Linked DNA regions of Homo sapiens: region 2 is linked to region 1. A link is an interaction called in ENCODE POLR2A ChIA-PET data of the cell type or tissue named here. Cell type or tissue: Panc1. All regions are shown on one strand. Links, peaks and the distances in the headings refer to the core of each region. The heading gives the core; the rest is flanking DNA.

Region 1 (6,160 bases), core at 1,161-6,160:
AATTCTCCGTGGCCCTGAACAGTGTCTCTGAAGTTGCCCTCGTGTCTTGCCTGACGTGTGCTCCTTCAGGCCCACAAAGAGAAGCCCTGCGTTGTGGACAAACAGTCTGGGGACCTATGGACGAGACGTCTGTCTTCGACTAATGCATATTTTTTAAGTGGGCCTGGTCCACGTTGATTTCTGGGAGACGGAGTCGGCGCAAACCTTGACTCTACTTAAGTGCCCTGATGGAGGCAGCCCGTGCGCTGGGCAGGGAGCTGAAGCCACTGGGGTGTGGGGTGAGGTCAGGCCCTGCCCTACAGAGGAGCTGCTCCGAACAGCCCAGGCGGGGCAGCCCCTGACCGAGGGGATCTGCAGATGCCCCGCCAGGCCGGTATCTGGGGTCCTTGTTGCAGGCAGCGACTGCTGAGTCATGCTGAGCTCAGCGCGGGAAGGGGCCCCCGCGGGGACGGATGGGGGTGGGGCCACTCGCTGACCTCATCCCCTTGGCACTCCCCGACTTTTTTGGTGGGACCCTCAGAACTAGACCTGGCTCAGACCCAAATCGGGCCCCCTACCCCAAGGTCCCCCCTTGTTGGAAGCCGGCTGTGTGCTTTGTCTCCGTGTCTTTTTGGTTCCCATAATTTTTTTTTTTCTGGGATCCTGCCTGTGGCCATATTGTCCCCTCACTCTGGGTGGTGGCTCAGTGTACACTCATTGATCCTCTGCCCCTCTCTCTCCCCTGACTTGGGGTCTCTGGGAAGAGTCCATGGAGGAGGGGCAGCCGTCCAAAGCACCCCGTTGACTGTGGGGCCCGAGTTACTCATTTACCAAATGTCATACCTCAGCCCAGAGACCTTTAGTCGGCCGAGAGGGGCCTTGGGGCCCATAGGTGGAGGGAGAGGAGGGGCTGAGAGAGACAGGATCTGAAGACCATAGAGAACGTGGGGTGGGGAGACAGAGGCCCAGAGAAAAAGAGACTCAGACAGAGACCCTGAGAGAGAGGGGGACAGAGACCCAGAGAGAGGGGAAAACAGACCCGGAGACAGAGGGGTACAGAGACCCTGAGAGAGAGGGGAGGGGGACAGACCTAGAGAGAGGAGGGCAGAGACCCAGAGGGAGGGGAAAAGAGACCCAGAGAGAGGGGGGGACAGAGGTGGGGGGGGACAGAGGCAGGGAGGTACAGAGACCCAGGGGTGGGGGGGATAGAGACCCAGAGGGACCCGGCGGGAGGGGACAGAAATCCAGAGTGGGGGACAGAGATCCAGAGAGAGGTGGGGACAGAGATCCAGAGAAGGGGGTACAGAGACCCAGAGAGAGGGGGGACAGGGACTCAGAGAGAAGGGGACAGAGACTAGGGAGGACTGAGACCTGGGGGGGCGGGGACAGGGACCCGGGGGCGGGGGACAGAGACCGGGGAGAGGGAAAGAGACCCAGAGAGAGGGGAGGTACAGAGACCCAAGAGAGAGTGACAGCCAGAGAGAGGACAGAGACCCAGAGAGAGGGAGACAGAAACTCAGGGTCGGGGGACAGACCCAGAGAGAGATGGGGGGCCAGAGATCCAGAGGGGGGGACAGAGACCCAGAGAGAGGGGGCCAGAGGTCTGGGTGCCAGGGGTGGAAAGAGGCCCAGAGAAAGAGGGCCAAAGGTGGGGTGGGAACAGAGGCTCGGAAAGCAAAGACCCAGAGCATGGGGACAGAGACCCAGAGATGGGAGGGGGTAAAGACCCAGAGGGGGGTGCCAGAGACCCTGTGACTGAGAACCCACATCCTCTAGCCCCCTTGTCTTCGCTCCGCCTGTGTCTAAGGTCACTGGGCCTCTGAGCTCAGCACCTTCTTCCGGCAGTTCCTCTCCAGGGGGGCCCCACCCAGCTGTGGGGCCAGACCAGGTTCCTCCTCCTCTGCCCTGCCCTCCAGCCTCTCAGTCGCCAGCCAGGTCCCTTCCTCTCTGTCCTCAGCCCAGCTCAGGAGGCCTCTCCCGTGGGCCCTCGCCCTGGTGTCCTCAGCCTGCCACCCTCCAGCGACCTCACCACCAGGCTCCAGAGCCCTTCCTGCTCCTCTGGTCCTCCCATCCCTCCTCCCCCCACTCCCATTCTCCAGCTCGGTAAAGGTATGGCCTCCTGAGGTCCCACGTGTGACACGCCAGGCTGTGGTCCCCGGGCCGAGGAGGCTTGCTCTGCAGCCGGCCGTGCTGTTCTTCCCTTACCCACACGCCTGCTTGGGCCTCACAGGCCGCTGCCTCTGTCCCGCACAGATCATCCTGGGCTGCGACAGATGTACCACCTATCACCCTCGTTTCCCGTGAGCTCCCTTTTCCTTTCCCGTGAGCTCCCTTCTTTTCCTTTCCCGTGAGCTCCTGCAGGTCAGGCCCAGGACCAACTCATCCCTAACCCACAGACCCCACAGGGCACCCCAGAAAAAGATGTCAAGTGAGTGCAGAGAGCCCCACGTCCCTGAGTGGCCCAAGCAGGTATCTCTAGGCCAGCAGACGGCGGGCCCGGCGTGGGGCAGCGGACAGGGCCTGCTCTCCTGACGTGCCGGGGAGCGGGGCAGAGGCCCAGTGACTCAGATGCCGAAGTGTGTCCCGAAGGAGGTTTATTACCCCCTCAAGACCACTCTTCCCCACACCCCCCAATAATTACAAAAGTAAGAAAAATGCCCACGTCCCCCAATCCCCACCCCTCCCAGAAAAATGCCATAATTTATGGAGGAAAAACACAGTCCAAGGCAGCTGGGGGCCTCAGCCCATCTTCTTCCAGATGGTGAGTGAGGCGGTGAGCACTCCCGCCACAAAGATGGTCACGGTCTGCCACGTGGGCGTCCCAAAGTAGGAGAGGAGGCCGTCCTGGAGACAGGGACATCAGTCGCTTCAGTGACTCGGCCAGGGGCAGCCCCTGGGCAGGCAGAGGCGGGATCAGGGACGGAGGAGGCCAGAAGGCAGGATTGCGGGCAGGGGACTGAGATGAACGGGCATTAAAGAGCTGGACTCAGGCCAGGCATGGTGGCTCACACCTGTAATCCCAGCACTTTGAGAGGCTGAGGCGGGAGGATCGCTTGAGGCCAGGAGTTCGAGACCAACCTGGGCAACATAGCGAGACCCCTTCTCAGTGGGGAAAAAAAAAAAAAGGAAAGAGCTAGGGTCAGAGGGTCATCAATGAACTTGAGCAATTCCAGAGGCAGTGGAGGCTCCAGGGAGGGCAGAAGGCACTAATCAAGTCAAGGTCACAGTGAGGTCAGGGGTCACTGGGAGGTCAGCAGGGTAGATGAATCGGGGATTGATCAGACACGTAAGGAAAACGCATTATAGACCACATCTGATGATCTGAAGATGGGGAGAGGGCACCACTGTGACCTGCTCCAGAAGGCCCAGGGTCCCAGAGGAGTGGCGGGGGGCAGGGACGGTGGGGCAGGGGCGGTGGTGAGGGCGCGGTGGTGGGGGTGAGGAGGCTTGAGGAGTCTCACCCAACCACCCTGGTCTTGGATCCAGCCCAACAGCCGCTCCCGGAGGAAGTCCAATGTCCAGCCCATGATGGTTCTGATCAGTTCCGGCACCTTGGTGCACAGGGCCTGTGGGGAGTGGAGTGGGCGTTAGGGACTGAACCTTGTCCCCACTGCCTGGAGATAGTGGCCCCAAACCTCCTTTGTCAATTCTTTGCCTCCCCTCAAAGATTTCTGCCACCCACAATTGAAGTCGGCTTCAAAAATTGTAAACATGGCCAGGTGCGGCGGCTCATGCCTGTAATCCCAGCACTTTGGGAGGCCAAGGCAGGCGGATCACTTGAGGTCGGGAGTTCAAGACCAGCCTGACCAATACGGAGTAATGCCATCTCTACTAAAAATACAAAATTAGCCGGGCGTGGTGGCACATGCCTGTAATCCCAGCTACTTGGGAGTCTGAGGCAGGAGAATTGCTTGAACCCGGGAGGCGGAGGTTGCAGTGAGCCGAGGTTGCGCCATTGCACTCCAGCCTGGGCAACAAGAGCAAAACTCCATCTCAAAATAAATAAATACAAAAATTAGCTGGGTGTGGTGGCAGGCACCTGTAATCCCAGCTCCTTGGGATGCTGAGGCAGGTGAATCGCTTGAACCCAGGAGGCAGAGGTTGCAGTGAGCCCAGATCACGCCATTTCACGCCAGCCTGGACAATAGAGCAAGAATCCGTCTCAAAAAATAAATAAATAAAAAAAATAAAATTGTAAACAAGATAATGTTACTCTCAACTGCCCCACCCCTGAGCCTTCTGTGGCTCCCCAGTACCCTCAGGATGAAGACCCGAAGGCACAGTGCAGCCCACAAGCCCTGTGTGCAGGCTTTGGCCTGACCTCACTCCACCTTTCCACTTCCTGTTTTGTGCCTCGCTGAGCTGCTTCCATTTTTTTTTTTTAAGATGGAGTCTTGCTCTGACACCCAGGATGGAGTGCAGTGGCGCAATCTCGGCTCACTGAAAGCTTTGCCTTCTGGGTTCAAGCAATTCTCCTGCCCCAGCCTCCCAAAGGGTTGGGATTACAGGTGCCTGCCAACATGCCTGGCTAATTTTTTTTTTTTTTTTTGAGATAGAGTTTTGATCTTGTTGCCCAGGCTGGAGTACAATAGTGCAGTCTCGGCTCATTGCAACCTCCGCCTCCCAGATTTAAGTGATCCTCCTGCCTGAGCCTCCTAAGCAGCTGGTATTACAGGCATCCGCCACCACACCGGGCTATTTTTTTTTTTTTTTTTGAATTTTTAGTGCAGACAAGGTTTCACCATGTTGGTCAGGCTGGTCTCAAACTCCTGGCCTTAGGTGATCCGCATGCCTCAGCCTCCCAAAGTGCCGGGATTACAGGTGTGAGCCACCATGCCCAGCCCCATTTTTTTTTTTTTTTTTAATTTTTTAAATTCCCATCAAATTCTTCCTGCCTCGGGACTTCTTCATGTACTCCTGTTTCCGCCTAAACAGGCCTCGACGAAGCAAATTCTTACCCTTCAGCTCTCAGGGCAAATGTCACTTCCCCAGAGAGGACTTTTCTTTTTTTTTTTTTTTTTTTTTTGAGACGGAGTCTCACTCTGTCGCTCCAGGCTGGAGTGCAGTGGTGCAATCTCAGCTCACTGCAAACTCCGCCTCCCAGTTCACGCCATTCTTCTGCCTCAGCCTCCCGAGTAGCTGGGACTACAAGTGCCCACCACCATGCCCGGCTAATTTTTTGTATTTTTAGTAGAGACGGGGTTTCACCATGTTAGCCAGGATGGTCTCGATCTCCTGACCTCATGATCCCCCTGCCTCGGCCTCCCAAAGTGCTGGGATTACAGGCGTGAGCCACCACGCCCAGCCAGAGAGGACTTTTCTGGACCAGAGAAGATCAACCCCTGACCATGGACCCCGACCTGCTCTCCCAACTCCCAAGACTTCTCCTGCAGCCTTTATCTGGCCACTTCTATTCTATCATCCCCGCTCTGTAGGTGGTGCCACCATCACCTGCACTGCTATTCCCCTCATCTCGGACGTTCAGGCCCCATCAGCTCAATCTTGAAAACACATCAAGAAATATCCCTCTCAGCTGAGCACGGTGGCTCACGCCTGTAATCCCAGCACTTTGGGAGACCGAGGCAGGCGGATCACCTGAGGTAAGGAGTTCGAGACCAGCCTGGCCAACATGGTGAAACCCCATCTCTACTAAAAATGCAAAAATTAGCTGGGTGTGGTGGCGGACGCCTGTAATCCCAAGCTACTCGGGAGACTGAGGCAAGAGAATCGCTTAAACCCAGGAGGTGGAGGTTGCAGTGAGCTGAGATCGCGCCACTGCACTCCAGCCTGGGTGCAACCGAGAGAGACTCCGTCTCAGGAAAAAAAAAAAAGAAAGAAAGAAAGAAATATCCCTCCCATTTGCTGGTGTGGTGGGGAGAGCCTGTAATCCCAGCTTCTCAGGAGGCTGAGGTAGAATTGCTTGAACCCAGGAGGTGGAGACTGCAGTGAGCCAAGGTCATGCCACTGCATTCCAGCCTTGGTAACAGAGCGAGACCCTGTATCAAAAAAAAAAAAAAAAAAAAAAAAAAATCTTCCAAAAAGAAATATCCCTCCCTGTTGGAGACCAGCCTGGACAACATAGCGAGACCCCGTCTCTATAGAAAAAGACTAATGCAACAGTTAGTGGGGCGTGGTGGCATGCTCCTGTAGTCTCAGCTACTCTGGAGACTGAGGCGAGAGA
Region 2 (8,660 bases), core at 247-5,246, 220 kb before region 1:
CTGAACTAACTTTGGGAAGGAATTCTGTTCATGGTTTGACTCTGAAACGAAATTGATAATAGCCCTTTCCCCAAAGACCCCCATCTTGCCTGGGGACCAGTCTACCTTTGCAGGACTAACAAATTAGCTACAAGATTAGAAATTAAGTTTAGGGGTCACGCAGCCTCTGGCTCCCCCAATTGCTCCTGGGGATAACATCATTACTGTAACACCTAAGATGAGTGCTTGAGATAGTTTGCAGACCCTGCACTGGATGGATCAGCTGACACCACCCAGACTGTAGTCTGGCTCAACCAGTTCTGCCATCCCACCCAGGAACAGAAAACAGCAAGAAAAACCTCACTTCCAACCCCTGTGATTCCATCTCCAACCTGACCAATCAGCACTCCCCACTTCCCAAGCCTCTACCCACCAAATTATCTTTAAAAGCTCTGATCCCTGAATCCTCGAGGAGACTGATTTGAGTGATAATAAAACTGAGGTCTCCCGCACAGCCGGCTCTGCGCGAATTACTCTTTCTCCATTACACTTTCCTTGTTTTGATAAATCGGCTCTGTCTAGGCAGCGGGCAACGTGAACCCATTGGGTGGTTACAAATGAGGAGGATTGCTTGAGCCCAGGAATTCAAGACCAGCCAGGCAACATGGTGAGACTCCATCTCTACAAAATTTTTTTTTTTTTAGTTAGCCAGGCGTGGTGGTCTGCTTCTGTAGTCCCAGCTACTAGGGAAGCTGAGGTAGGAGGATCGAATGAGCCCAGTAGGTTGAGGCTGCAGTGAGCCATGATCATGCCACTGCACTCCAGCCTGGATGACTGAGGAAGACCCTGTCTCTAACAATGAAATTTTTAAAAGCCCTTGGAGAGGTGACCAAAAATGCCAGTGTAGGGAACTTCAAAACTTTATCCCTCCACAAAAGCAATCAATAGCTATCAAAAGTTGTCAGAATCAACTTTTCTAGAATTCTGGAATCTAATCGAAAACTTATAAAAAAAAAAAAACAAGAAAATGCTTAATGAAGAGACCACTAAATTTCAGTAAGAGGGTACTGTGACATTTTAACCTACCCACTTACTACCCCCAGCTCCCCAGTTCAGTGGCAACCTTGAAGACAAAGACACACATTCCTGGTGTGGGTCGCTAGTACTAGAGGGAGCAATTCAGACTTACCCTCCAGAATTGTGGTTGTGTGTGTGGCCCTATCTGGTGGCTCCCTGAAGCAACAGCTCAAGGACTTGACTTTGCTTCACCTGCCTTAGAGCTTTCCCCAGAGAAAAAGTGGCTTTCCAGGCAGTGTGTGTTAAAATCTTTTTTTTTTTTTTTGAGACGGAGTTTCACTCTTGTTGCCCAGGCTGGAGTGCAATGCTGCAATCTCAGCCCACCACAACCTCTGCCTCCGAGGTTCAAGCAATTCTCCTGCCTCAGCCTCCCGAGTAGCTGGAATTACAGATATGCGCCACCATGCCAGGCTAATTTTTTGTGCTTTTAGTAGAGATAGGGTTTCTCCATGTTGGTCAGGCTGGTCTCGAACTCCTGACCTCAGGCGATCCACCTGCCTCGGCCTCCCAAAGTGCTGGGATTACAGGTGTGAGCCACTGCACCCGGCCTGTTAAAATCTTTTAAAGGCAAATGAATTAACCACATCCATCTGAGGCAAGGACTCACAGTAGAGGCAGTAATAGATACACTAAGCATCTTGGGAAGAAAGAGGCCATGAAAGGAAATACTTGGAGGGAATAAGGGCTTTGAAAGTCTTCCTTGTGTACCAGGAAATCCAGACGGCTAGATGCATGACTAGGGCTAGAGGCGTGCTCAGAAAATACCAGAGAAAACCTGAAGCTCTTACATCTGGCTGAACTTTAGGCTCTGCACAAGCAGGAAGTGAAGACTAAAGCAGAACTGTAAACAGCTTGGCTAAGTATTGAAAGACTGCTTCAATATACAGCCACGGTGGGCGTCGCTCATGCCTCTAATCCCAGCACTTATAGGGAGTTTCTTGTTATATTTGCTTCTGTGGTTCTAGGCATTTAAGGATATCTCTGTCAAGTCACCAGCAGACCACTAAGCTAACAGAAGAGGGGCTTCCATGGCCACACATGCAAAGAATACAGACTTTCCAAAAAAGGTTTAGAGAAGTCACTAAACAGGGTGGGCGCGGTGGCTCACGCCTGTAATCCTAACACTTTGGGAGGCCAAGGTGGGTGGATCACCTGAGGTCAGGAGTTTGAGACCAGCCTGGCTAACATGGTGAAACCCCGTCTCTATGAAAAATACAAAAATTAGCTGGGTGTGGTGGCACACACCTGTAATCCCAGCTACTTGGGAGGCTGAGGCAGGAGAATCACTTAAACCTGGGAGGTGGAGCTTGCAGTGAGCCGAGATTGCACCACTGTACTCTAGCCTGGGCCACAGAGTGAGACTCCATCCCCCCTCCCCCCAAAAAAAAGAAAAAGAAAAAAGAAAAGTCACTAAACAAACAACAATGACCCACAATGAGCAGCAGCCACAACAAACCCTGGAGGGAGGGCATAAGCTGATTTCCAGAGTTGCCACATTATCATATTCAAAATGTTCCACTTTTCAACCAAAAATTATGAGGCATGCAAAGAAACAAGACAATATGGTTCATATACTGGAAAAAAAAGAAATTAATAGAGACCAGGCATGGTGGCTCACACCTGTAATCCCAGCACTTTGGGAGGCCCAGGCAGGAGGATTGCTTGAGCCCAAGAATTCAAGACCAACCTGGGCAACATAGTAAGACCCCATCTCTGCAAATTTTTTAAAATTAGCTTGGCATGTGGCTGGTAGACCCAACTACTCAGGAGGCTGAGGTGGGAGGATTGCTTGAGTCCAAGAAGTCAAGGTTGCAGTGAACTTTGGTCAAACCACTGCAGTCCAGTCTGAGTGACAGAATGAGACTCTGTCTCAACAACAACAACAAGAACAACAAATAAATAAATAAAAGAAAAGAAATGAAATGAATAGAAATGAGTAGGAAAAAAATAAATGAATAGAAACTATCCCTGAGGAAACTCAGACACTGAACTTACTAGCAAAGGCTTTAAATAAATTGTCTTAAATATGCTCGAAGAGCTAAAGGAAATCATGAAAAAAGAACTAAAGGGAGCCAGGAAAAAGATGTCTCACCACCTAGAGAATAAGAATACAGAGATAGAGGCAGGGTTTCCTGAAACTGGGTTAATTCTTTATAGAAATGTGAACACTGAATTTATTTTTTTAAAAATAAAAATTAAAAAAAAAAGAAAAAAACACAGAAAACATCTTATCTGTATATAGGTCTTGAGTGAAGTGGCTGCTTTTTTTTCTGCTTTTTGTAGAAGAGATTGAGAATGGTACTGTAATCAAAAATAAAGTTTTGTAGTGGGACCAGGAAAAAAAAAAGACAGACTACAGAGGCCGGGCGCAGTGGCTCACGCCTGTAATCCCAGCACTTTGGGAGGCCGAGGAGGGCAGATCACGAGGTCAGGAGATCGCAACCATCCTGGCTAACACAGTGAAACCCTGTCTCTAAAAAAATACAAAAAAATTAGCTGGGCGTGGTGGCGGGCACCTGTAGTCCCAGCTACTTGGGAGGCTGAGGCAGGAGAATGGCGTGGAGGCAGGAGAATGGCGTGAACCCAGGAGGCAGAGCTTGCAGTGAGCGGAGATTGAGCCACTGCACTCCAGCCTGGGCGACTGAGCGAGACTCTGTCTCAAAAAAAAAAAAAAAAAAAAAAAAAAGACTACAGAGACAGAAATGAACCAAATAGAAACTCTGAAGCTAAAAAGCACAATAACTGAAATATAAAAACCACTAGAGGGACTCAACAGTAGATTCATAAAAAAGGCAAAATAAAGATCAGTGAATTTGAAGCTAAGTACATTGAGATTATCCAGCCTGAGGAGAAAAAAGAAAAACAAATGAAGGAAAATAAGCAGAGCCTAAGGGACTTGCGAGACACCATACAGAATATTAATACATACATAATGAGAGTCCAAAAGGAAAAGAGAGACAGAAAGGGAAAGAAATAATATTTGAAGATATAATGTCCTAAAAACTTCCAAAATGTGATGAAAGACAAAAGTCTACACATCCAGGAAGCTCAAGGAACTCCAAGTAAAAGAAATTCACAGGCCAAGCACAGTGGCTCACGCCTGTAATCCCAGCACTTCGGGAGGCCAAGGCAGACAGATCACAAGGTCAGGAGATCAAGACCACGGTGAAACCCCATCTCTACTAAAAATACAAAAAATTAGCTGGGCGTGGTGGCGGGCGCCTGTAGTCCCAGCTACTCGGGAGGCTGAGGCAGGAGAATGGCATGAACCCAGAAGGTGGAGCTTGCAGTGAGCCGAGATCATGCCACTGCACTCCAGCCTGGGCAACAGAGCAGGACTCCATCTCAAAAAAAAAAAAAAAAGAAAAAGAAAAAGAAATTCACAGAGATCCACACTGAGATATATTATCAAAGGCCAAAACAAAGAGAGAATCTTGGCCAGGCACGGTGGCACATGCCTGTAATCCCAGCATTTTGGGAAGCCGAGGCGGGTGGATCACTTGAGGTCAGGAGTCCAGCCTGGCCAACATGGTGAAACCCCATCTCTACTAAAACAAAACAAAACAAAACAAAAATTAGCCAGGCGTGGGGGCAGGTGCCTGTAATCCCAGCTACTCCGGAGGCTGAGGCAGGAGAATTACTTGAACCCGGGAGACTGAGGGTGCAGTAAGCCAAGATTGCGCCACTGCACTGCAGCCTGGGCGACAGAGCGAGACTCTGTCTCAAAAAATAAACACATAAAATAATGCATGATGTGAGAGAGAGAAAAGAAAGAGGAAGCAGTTGGAGGCATATATCAGCGACGGAGGATGGGGCGCCTGTCAGGTGACGTCAGGGGTCGGGGAATTGTATGGTAATTGTTTCGGGAACACTGGCATCCAGTGGCCTAAAGGACAGGGATGCAGGAGCGCCAAGTCAGCACTCACCATCTCCCAGAAGTACATGGCCATCTGTGCCCTGTTCAGCAACAGTGCCCAAAGAAGCAGGTCGCTCCAGGGGGCCTGCCCGAGGCCAGCATCCAGCGAGAGCGGCGAGGTGGCCTTGTCCGAGAGCAGATACATCTGCCAGCAAAAGGAGGGGTGGTGAGGACCAGCCCCTCCCCAACACTGGCCACCACCAGCCCTGCCTCTGGTTTGGCCACGCCCCATCCCTGATGTAATCCCGCCCCCAGGTCCTTCCCGCGCGGGGGGGCCCCCCAGCTTTGCCCGGTCCTTACGCTCTCCCCGAAGCCCTGGCCTGGGTGAGGGTCCCAGGCGCCCCCGGAGGGGTACCTCGGCGCGCACATCTTCCCCAGCAGCATCCTCAGCACATGCCCCACGTCAGGGGGCCGGAGCTCCGCAGCTCCCCCTTTTAGGGCTGGGGCTTTGGTGCCTGCGCTGTGGGACGCCTGGTCCAAAAGGTTGCGGATGAGCGAGTTGGAGGGCGCCGCGCTGTAGAGTTGGGCCAGGCGCATCGGGGTCAGGAAGTGGCCCAGGCTGAGGCCGTGGGAAATGAGCAAGCGCACGAACTCAGGCCGGTCATTCAGCAGGGCGTCCATGAGGGAAGCTTCGAGATGGAAGGACTGGCAGGGTGGGATGAATAGGGGAAGAGATTAGCTCAAAGGTTAAGGACAAGAGATGGGCAAGGGTATGAGGGACGGATGGATGGATGGATGGATGGATGGATGGATGGATGGATGGATGGATGGGTGGATGGATGGATGAATGGATAGGTAGATGGATGGATGGACAGATGGATGGATGGGCAGATGGATGGATGGATGGATGGATGGATGGATGGATGGACAGAGGGATGGATGGATGGACAGAGGGATGGATGGATGGACAGAGGGATGGATGGATGAACGGATAGGTAGATGGATGGATGGACAGATGAATGGATGGACAGATGGATGGATGGATAGATGGATGGATGGATGGATGAATGGATAGGTAGATGGATGGATGTATGGATGAATGGATAGGTAGATGGATGGATGGACAGATGAATGGATGGATGGATGAATGGACAGATGGATGGATGGATGGATGGATGGATGGATGGACAGATGGATGGATGGATGGATGGATGGATGGATGGATAAATGGATGGATGGACAAATGGATGGATGGATGGATAAGTAGATGGATGAATGAATGGATGAATGGATAGATGGAGGTACAGGGTGGATGGATGGATAGACAGATGGATGGGTGGGGAGAGAGGAAACAAGATGGGGCAGATGGACAGAGATGGATGGACAATTAAGGGAAGGCTGGACAGGCCATAATGGAAGGCAGGGTTGAGGGGCGTCTAAGAAGGCAGAGAGGCCGGGTGCGGTGGCTCATGCCTGTAACCCCAGCACTTTGGGAGCCTGAGGCGGGCGGATCACAAGGTCAGGAGATCGAGACCATCCTGGCTAACATAGTGAAACCCCGTCTCTACTAAAAATACAAAAAAATTAGCTGGGTGTGGTGGCGGGCGCCTGTAGTCCCAGCTACTCGGGAGGCTGAGGCAGGAGAATGGCGTGAACCCAGGTGGCGGAGCTTGCAGTGAGCTGGGATCACACCTCTGCACTCCAGGCTGGGTGACAGAGTGAGACTCCGTCAAAAAAAAAAAAAAAAAAAAAGAAGGCAGAGAGGGAGGACAGCACAGTCCCTTTGTCAGTATGCCCAACCCCCAGGCCCTGACCCCTCACCCGCCATTGGATGTCCCCCCGAAAGAGTTCACTCTGGGCAATGTCCACGCGGTTCCAAGCCACAGCCAAACGCAGCTCATCCAGGTAGGCTGAGGCCTCCGAGCTCCCACAGGCTGGAAGGATTAGAGGGAGAGGGGACAAGAAGTCAGGGGAGGAGGGACATCTGCTGAATGTCTATTTTGCCTCTATTTTGCATGTCTGACTTTTAAACTCTGCATAAAGGGGTTGCTACTGGGCAGAGTGTGGGGGTCTTAAAGCAGTCAGGCTATCATAGGCATAAGGTCATTTGGCTCAGGGCCAGAGCACAGACCACTGGTTTACAGCCCCCAAGAAGAAACAAAAGGAATCACTTATTCATTTAATATTTATTGAGGTATGTTATGGACCAAGCAGTGGGAGGGATGGAGAGAGAAATCAGATACAGTTCCTACCCTGAAGAAGCTGGTTCTATTGGGGGAAATATGTCCCCCCAACACATAACTACCCTCAGGGTGCTTGGTGCCCTCAGAGGTAGGCATATAATATGATTAGGATGGATGGATGGACAGATAGAAGGATGGATGGATGGGATGGATAAATGGATGGATGAAAGGATAAAGAGATGGATGAATGAACGGATGGATGGATAGATGGATGTACAGGGTGGATAGATGGATAGATGGACAGACGGATGGATGGGGAGAGAGGAAACAAGATGGGGCAGACGGACAATCAGAGATGGATGGGCGATTAAAGGGAAGGCTGGACAGGCCATAATGGAAGGCAGGGTGGAGGGGTGTCTAAGGAGGCATCTATAGGCATATAATATGATTAGGGCCCAGAGGAGGATATGGTCACAGAGGTATAGAGTGGCCCAAGAGAGCTCCCAGAGAATGGGTGTTGAGGTAGCACTTTGAAAGACCACCAGGACTGGGAGGTATGCCCCTAAGGTGCGAAAAGGGCGTTCAAAGCAGCAGGCACAGCAGAAGCAAAGGCCCGGGTGCAACACACACACACACACACACACACACACACACACACACACACACACACAGCAGATGATGACAAACGTGAGTCACTCTGATTTCTGAAACTTGGGGTATATTGTGAAGGGAAAGAGGTGACAACAGCAGAAAATGAGAACAGGAGAGGGACTCCGAGAGACCCTGGAGGTCACTGAAACAGCAAGAGAGAACCAGAAACCCTTAAAAATTTGATCCAGCTATGTAGTGGATCCAAACATGTGCAGTCAACAGGGGCATGAAAAGTCCTGAAGGGCATTTGTCGTGACATGGAGTTAGGTTTCCTTCTGCCTCCACTTGCTCCATATCTATCTCCAAAACAAATTCATCTCATTTTGGTTGCTCCAAAAACTGGTACCACAGAAAGAGATAATCTCATGTAGTGGAGGTGAGCAATAGGCTCTGGGGCAGGCAGACGTGGGTTCCAGTCCCCGGTCCACCAGTACCAACTGAGTGACTTCAGGCAAGCCATTGAACCTTGGGAGCCTCAGTTTCCTCATCTATTAAATGGGAAATAGTGGCACCCCCTTCATAGCACTGTAATCAATTACAGTAACTGTGGGAAGAAGTTCCACGCTGTGGCGACACTACAGCTTGGCCAGTGTAACCTCCAAGGCTGTGCTTGAGGAAACAGAGGCCCAGAAAGGCAGTAACATGTCTAGGACCTCATGGCTTTCTGTGCTCTTTCAAAACCCAGACGTCCATTCAGAGCGGACTTTTCCACGACTTTCTACGATTCTATGAAGCTCTCCTACTTTCCCCACAGTTTCAAAAGAAGGAAACAAAATTGTTCATAATATCTTGCTTTACAGGCCGGGCGCCGTGGCTCACGCCTGTAATCCCAGCACTTTGGGAGGCCAAGATGGGCGGATCGCCTGAGCTCAGGAGTTCGAGACCAGCCTGGGTAACACGGTGAAACCCCATCT

Evidence for each region. ChIA-PET counts read pairs that join two places held together with the same protein. Peaks named below come from ENCODE experiments on the same cell type or tissue, not always from the same donor. Only the 100,000 strongest peaks of a DNase experiment are listed, where the experiment ranks them.
Region 2: POLR2A ChIA-PET joins it to region 1 with 12 read pairs; 5 of 35 experiments call an interaction of 5 or more read pairs at or near these places.

Annotation. Positions count from the first base shown.
Region 1 is chr19:48,958,195-48,964,354 of GRCh38, reverse strand. BAX (BCL2 associated X, apoptosis regulator) reads right to left here. Exons shown (of 6, transcript NM_138761.4): 5 at 3,441-3,545; 6 at 2,557-2,823. The coding sequence ends at 2,719. Among named protein-coding and RNA genes, the nearest start is that of FTL, 4.0 kb to the left of the region's middle. RefSeq lists an enhancer at 356-465, cis regulatory regions at 147-647, 1,587-2,107 and a silencer at 1,987-2,156. In Panc1, for the core only: no CTCF peak of the experiment used is centred there; no DNase peak of the experiment used is centred there; H3K27ac peaks cover 1,223 bases.
Region 2 is chr19:49,179,535-49,188,194 of GRCh38, reverse strand. TRPM4 (transient receptor potential cation channel subfamily M member 4) reads right to left here. Exons shown (of 25, transcript NM_017636.4): 10 at 6,734-6,846; 11 at 5,273-5,617; 12 at 4,983-5,117. Among named protein-coding and RNA genes, the nearest start is that of TRPM4, 26 kb to the right of the region's middle. In Panc1, for the core only: no CTCF peak of the experiment used is centred there; no DNase peak of the experiment used is centred there.